2 separate regions of the Homo sapiens genome follow, and region 2 is linked to region 1. A link is a contact called in ENCODE Hi-C or POLR2A ChIA-PET data. All regions are on one chromosome and are shown on one strand. The core of a region is the stretch at or near the end of the contact, and the rest is flanking DNA. Distances in the headings are between cores, read along the strand shown.

Region 1 (2,700 bases), core at 116-2,615:
ATCTGCTTATTAAAAAGAAGAAATGTCTCATTTGCATGCATTTGCATTCAGGTCTTGAATTCATTATGCTTTTTGGTGGTCCTTTGCTTTATTTCCTTAATACCACTGACCTACCTAGGTGTTAGCTCAATACATTTAAATTTTGTGTGGCTGGGCTTTGTTTAAGTGTCGTATCTCTGGTTATAGTGGGTTCTAGCAGAATTTGATTATTTTATAGATTGTTTAATTCTCTATAGAGATTTTCCCCTTCCATGGGCTGTTGGGATTTCTTATGGTTATCATATACCACAGTTGGGAAAATATTTGTTTACTTGACCAATCTTGGAAAATACAGACTTTGTCTCCATAAGAGTTGGACATGTTATCTGGGGATGATCCATTCAATTATTTGCAATTTCCTTCTCAACCAAATTTTCCGTGGTCATTTTTGTGGCAGTTTTCTCCTTCTTTGCTTTTCCTGTCTTATTGGGAGGTCTGTTTGGGTTTTTTGTTTGTTTGTTTGTTTGTTTTTCCTTCCTGGGAAAAAAGACCATTGCTCTCCTTAAGTGTATTTTATACCTTCCACATTCAGAACGACTGTTTTTACCTGAAAATGCCCAGGCACCTTAAGGGCCTGAATGAAGTCTTTGGAGAAGAGGGAGGTGGCTGGGAAGAGGGGTGAGTGGGGAGAGATGGGAGTGAGATGGAGTGGAGGGCAAAGAATATAACAGCCCTTGGAACAACAGCAAGTAAAGCAAAACTACATAGGGAGATTAGTGCTGAAATAAATCTCTGCATGTGAGTGAATCACCGGTCCCAATTCGGGGCACCACAGTGCCCGTGTTTCTGTATTTTGTAGTAATCAACATTTCTGATACATTACAACAGTGTGGTTGTCAGGGGTGAGCGGCTCATGTAGCGGTTAGACCACCTCTATGCTAACAAGCTTAGCAATCAGGTTGTGAAGGGTCCTGGCTGGAGGAAAAAAATTAAAACCAAACCTTAGACCTCTTGTCAGACTGTGAGGAGAATTATATTTGTGAACTAGTCTACAATGTGGACAGGAAATGACCTCTCCACAAACTGCTTCTTTAAAAACAAGCAGTGGTGCCTAAAGCTATCCAGCTCCTCTCTCTCTCTCTCTCTCTCTCTCTCTCTCTCTCTCTCTCTCTCTCTCTCTCTCTCTCTCTCTCCCCCTCCCTCCCTCCCTCCTCCCTCCCTCCCTCCCTCCCTTCTTCCCTCCCTTCCTCCATACCAACCTCCCTCCCTCTCTGGAGCTCCTGCTCTCTCCCTCTCCCTCCTCTCCCGTGCTCCCTCCCTCCCTCCCTCTTTCCCTCCCTCCTCTCCTCTCCCTCTCCTCTCCTGCTATAGAGGGCTCCGACAGCAGTTCCCAGCCAGCGTGTTCAGCCTGCCTGCCTGCCTGCCTCTGTGTGTGTGTGAGCGTGTGTGCGTGCGTCTACTTTGTACTGGGAAGAACACAGCCCATGTGCTCTGCATGGACGTTACTGATACTCTGTTTAGCTTGATTTTCGAAAAGCAGGCAAGATGTCCAGCACACCACATGACCCCTTCTATTCTTCTCCTTTCGGCCCATTTTATAGGAGGCATACACCATACATGGTACAGCCAGAGTACCGAATCTATGAGATGAACAAGAGACTGCAGTCTCGCACAGAGGTAAGTACTTCAACCTTGGGGATGTGTTTGTGTATTTTTGTTAAGCTATGCATGAGCTTTTCCTAGGGTTTCTGGCTGAATTCTATGGGAAGTGTCCCACTTGATACTACCACGTACGTGGAAATGAGCGCCAGGATGAATCCACGAGTTTGGACGCTGGGTTTCCAGGCACAGCAACTCTTGTAGCAGAGGACAGTTTCTGCCGGAATCTTGAGACAACCCAGCACTTGATTCACATGCCGGGTTTCCAGAAATGTTGCTCTTCCAGAACTCTGGTGTTTTACAGGCTCTGAGTCAGTCCTGTTGGTGTTTCTTGAGATATAATTCCAAGGAATTTTGTGATTGTTTGCATCTGGCTATATATATATATACATATGTGTATATATATATATATATATATATATATACATATGTGTATATATATATATATATATATATATATATATATATATATATATTTTCTTTTTTACAAATCCTAGAGGAAGTCTGCTTTGACCTGTATTTACTTTTCAGAGTCACCAAAATCGAGGTAAAAAGGGGCAGAAGAGTAAACCTGCCTACTTCTCAGAACTAGCCCTGGAGGGACACATGTTTGTATATTTCAGTGTTAAAATCAGAAACCAGTTGCTTGGGGCAAGGGGACTCTAGACTTTCTCCTATTGCTGTCGGCCGTGCCCCCCTATCACTCTACCTTAGGACAGGAGCTGGTTCAGCTTTCAAGTCAGCTCTAGTTTTTGCATATTTGAGATCTTGTGCCTGAGAGAGGGAGACTCAGCCTCCTAGGCAGCCAGCAACTCTGGGAGCAGAGAGAACAGGACTTTCAGAACTTTTTAAATGCAAAACTCCAGACTCGCCTCCTGCAATTTAAATATTTTATGTCAGTTGACTTTTTCTCTGTGCTAGCTCAGCTGGCAGGTCTTGCTGCTGGATTGTCCATCTGCCTGTAAGTTGGGGCTTTGTGTGGAAGTGTTCGGAAAAGGAGTTTGTTATAGGTGCACCAAAGTCACTTTAGGAAGTGGAAATTGCTAGGAATTTAGTCTTCTC
Region 2 (2,893 bases), core at 342-2,841, 69 kb before region 1:
TAGAAAGGAAGCTTGAATGACACAAAGCAAGGGCGGGCTGAAGACTGGGCAGAGCTATGACCTCTTGCTCCTGTGAGGCAGGGAACCACTCCTCAGCTCCAGCTGATTTGGGCCAGGCCCGTGGACATCAGTTGACGTAATGCTAAAGATGGCATTCACTGGTCAAGCACTGTTGTATTTATTTTCTATATTATTGCCCCCATTTTACTGAGGAAAGAATTAAGGCATGAAAAGTAACTTCTCTTTCCTCAAGAGAAGTAGAAATGTGCACCTTTCAATCAAAATATTCAAATTGGTAGGCTGATTAAAATTAGTGTCTGAGTTGGATGCTGTACACCTTGCAGTTTGAGATCTTTGCACTGCATCCCGTACAGACTCATATGCTGAATGAAGGAAATTGGACTCTATCCTGGGGCAAGGGAAAGAAGCGATAGGGTTTAAGCAGAGGCAGTGATTTCAACTTCAATTTTGGAAAGATCATCCTGACTTTTAAAGGCGAGAGGCTATGACAACACATTCAGGACTAGTGGGAGGCAAGTCAAGTGCCCAGCAAGCAACACTGGAGGAGACGCCCACTCTCAGGGCTGTTATGCAAGTGCCCCAAACAAAAGATTTAAACCAGCTAAATAAAAATGACAGCAGATTATAAGATGTCAGGCTGGACAGGACCGGAAATAATATCAGAAATGGGGGTCTTCCTGGCCTTAGGTCACATGAATTCAGCCTGGGGGTGGAAATAAATTTATCTACATTTGACTTCTGGATCCTTCACTTACCATCCCAGGGACCTGGCGCAGATCTCCTGAACTCTGAGCCGCTGGGTCTCTTCTTCTGTCAGCAAAGGCAAGAATTTGCTTTAAAGTTAGTGTGGGCATCAAAGGAAAATAAATCTTGTCATCTTGGGGAAGAGGGTGTTTATAGTAACCCCATGTGGTGGTGGATGGGGTGGGGGAGGCAGCTCTTTTTAGGACCCTGGGTCTGGAGGTTCCCAATCCATGGGAGACCTAGACTGGGTCAGGACAGCAGTGTTCCTGGCCCTGGTCCTTGCTGGGCTGTGGGGCCCTTAGTAACTCACATTACCTCTCTTGCTTTATTTCCTTCTGAAAATATGATGGTTGGCTTAGATTTCTAAGGTTCTTTCGAACTCTGCAAGAAAAATATATATCTACAATTATATAAATGCAGAGAAAAGAATGAAAAAGACTAGGAACCTCTCAGTCTGAGATTATATCTGGATTTATCACACTATGTGGTAAAGAGGATTTTTTTTCTTGTCTATTCTTGATATTTCCCATCTTTTCCAATTTTGATTGTGCTCCATTGTAAGAAACTGGCCTGAAATCAAGGGCTTGGTGATGTGATTTTAAGAGTCCAGGTGAACCCTTCTCTGAAGACACCACCTCCTGTTTACTGTTCGTTATTTTGTGGGAACAGAGTCTTCCTTGGAGGCACTTTTAAAAATGCAAACATCCAGTGGGAATGTTCTCCAAGGGCAGCTTTTGCTATTTTTAAGCCTCCACCCTTGACACTGCAGCTGCCTCTGAGTCCCCACTTCTTTCCCGGGTTTCCACACATGGCAGGCGGCAATTTGGCTCCTCTGAGAAGTGCTGGCTGGGCTTCTAGATTCAGCAAGAGCCCAGGCTTCTTTCTGCATTTCCAGAAATGGAGGGAGTGATTCAGATCAGATCCCCAAGATTAAGAGGTTGTATCTCTCTTCTGAGAGTTAAGCTGAAGCCAAACGTTATGTAACAAAGCAGATATGTGTCTACAAAAACAAGAGCGGTTATAAAAGTGCTTATGTAGCCCCGAGGACAAAAGCATTAACAGCTGGCACTAGAATTTTGTCTGGAGGGGGACTTGATTTCTCCAGGAAATTCCTTTGATTAGCCTCTTGGGGGCGGAACCCTGAGGGCATTAGTGGAGGGTGCGGGCGAGGGGTGTGGGGAAAATAATGAAAGTGTTAAAATGGAAGGAGAAAGGGAGGTGGTAAATAGAAAAAGGAAGATGAATATGGTGGGATATCAGGGCCGAGTTGAGGTACATTTTTTTTTTTTTTTTTCTGAGACAGAGTCTGGCCTTGTCACCCAGGCTGGAGTGCAGTGGTGCAAACTCAGCTCACTGCAAGGTTCGCCTCCTGGGTTCACGCCATTCTCCTGTCTCAGCCTCCCGAGTAGCTGGGACTACAGGCACCCACCACCACGCCCGGCTAATTTTTTGTATTTTTCAGTAGAGACGGGGTTTCACCGTGTTAGCCAGGATGGTCTCGATCTCCTGACCTCGTGATCTGCCCACCTCGGCCTCCCAAAGTGCTGGGATTACAGGCGTGAGCCACCACGCCCTGCCTGTTGAGGTGCACTTTTAACAATTAACAGTGGTGATTGTGCCAGCTAACATCTCCTGAGGACTTACTATGTGCCACATGATGCTTCAGGCTTCAGGTAGACTGTCTCGTATCACCGTCCTATGTTTAGGGGTAATGTTTATCCCTGTTGTACAGATGTAGAAACTTGGCAAAGGGGTCAAGCAACTTGCCCAACATTTCAAAGCTAGTGAGAGGAACAGATTTTGTAAAAGGTCCAGTATCAACTTGCCTTGTGTGTATGTTATAACACCCTCTGTCTTCCCAAGAGTTCAGTAAATGGATTCTGCTCCCAGGGAGGGCTGTTCAAGGATCTACTAGATCTAGAAGGACTTATAAATCTTCGTTCAACAACACTGGCTAGTCTTGACAGATGAGACGTAGAAACCTGGGCCTACATGATGCAGGCTCAAATTGTTGAAGTCAAGACTAGGACTAGACTTCAAATTTTCCTACTCTTGGTCCCCAGAGCTCTTGCTGTTTGGTAAAGCTGTGAATTTAGGTATGCTTTGTTTGTGGACACCTCCCAGAGTT

The links. A loop is a pair of places that touch in the nucleus more often than their neighbours do. ChIA-PET counts read pairs that join two places held with the same protein, here RNA polymerase II (POLR2A). Pooled maps may share reads with other maps.
Region 2: a map of esophagus muscularis mucosa shows a loop between it and region 1 (3-fold over the local background). The contact joins the enhancer-like site here to the promoter of LDB2 in region 1. A Hi-C loop is called at or near these places in 2 of 168 maps with a recorded cell type or tissue (esophagus muscularis mucosa and sigmoid colon) and 2 of 50 pooled maps. POLR2A ChIA-PET finds 5 or more read pairs at or near these places in 2 of 52 experiments (A673 and OCI-LY7).

What each region holds. Positions count from the first base shown.
Region 1 is chr4:16,897,310-16,900,009 of GRCh38, reverse strand. It overlaps LDB2 (LIM domain binding 2), which reads left to right and starts at 1,365. Exons shown (of 8, transcript NM_001290.5): 1 at 1,365-1,656. The coding sequence starts at 1,525.
Region 2 is chr4:16,966,654-16,969,546 of GRCh38, reverse strand. No RefSeq gene overlaps it. Among named protein-coding and RNA genes, the nearest start is that of LDB2, 69 kb to the right of the region's middle. Within about 2 kb of position 1,591, at least 10 of the 41 ENCODE cell types and tissues checked have a DNase peak (open chromatin) inside an H3K27ac peak, as active enhancers do.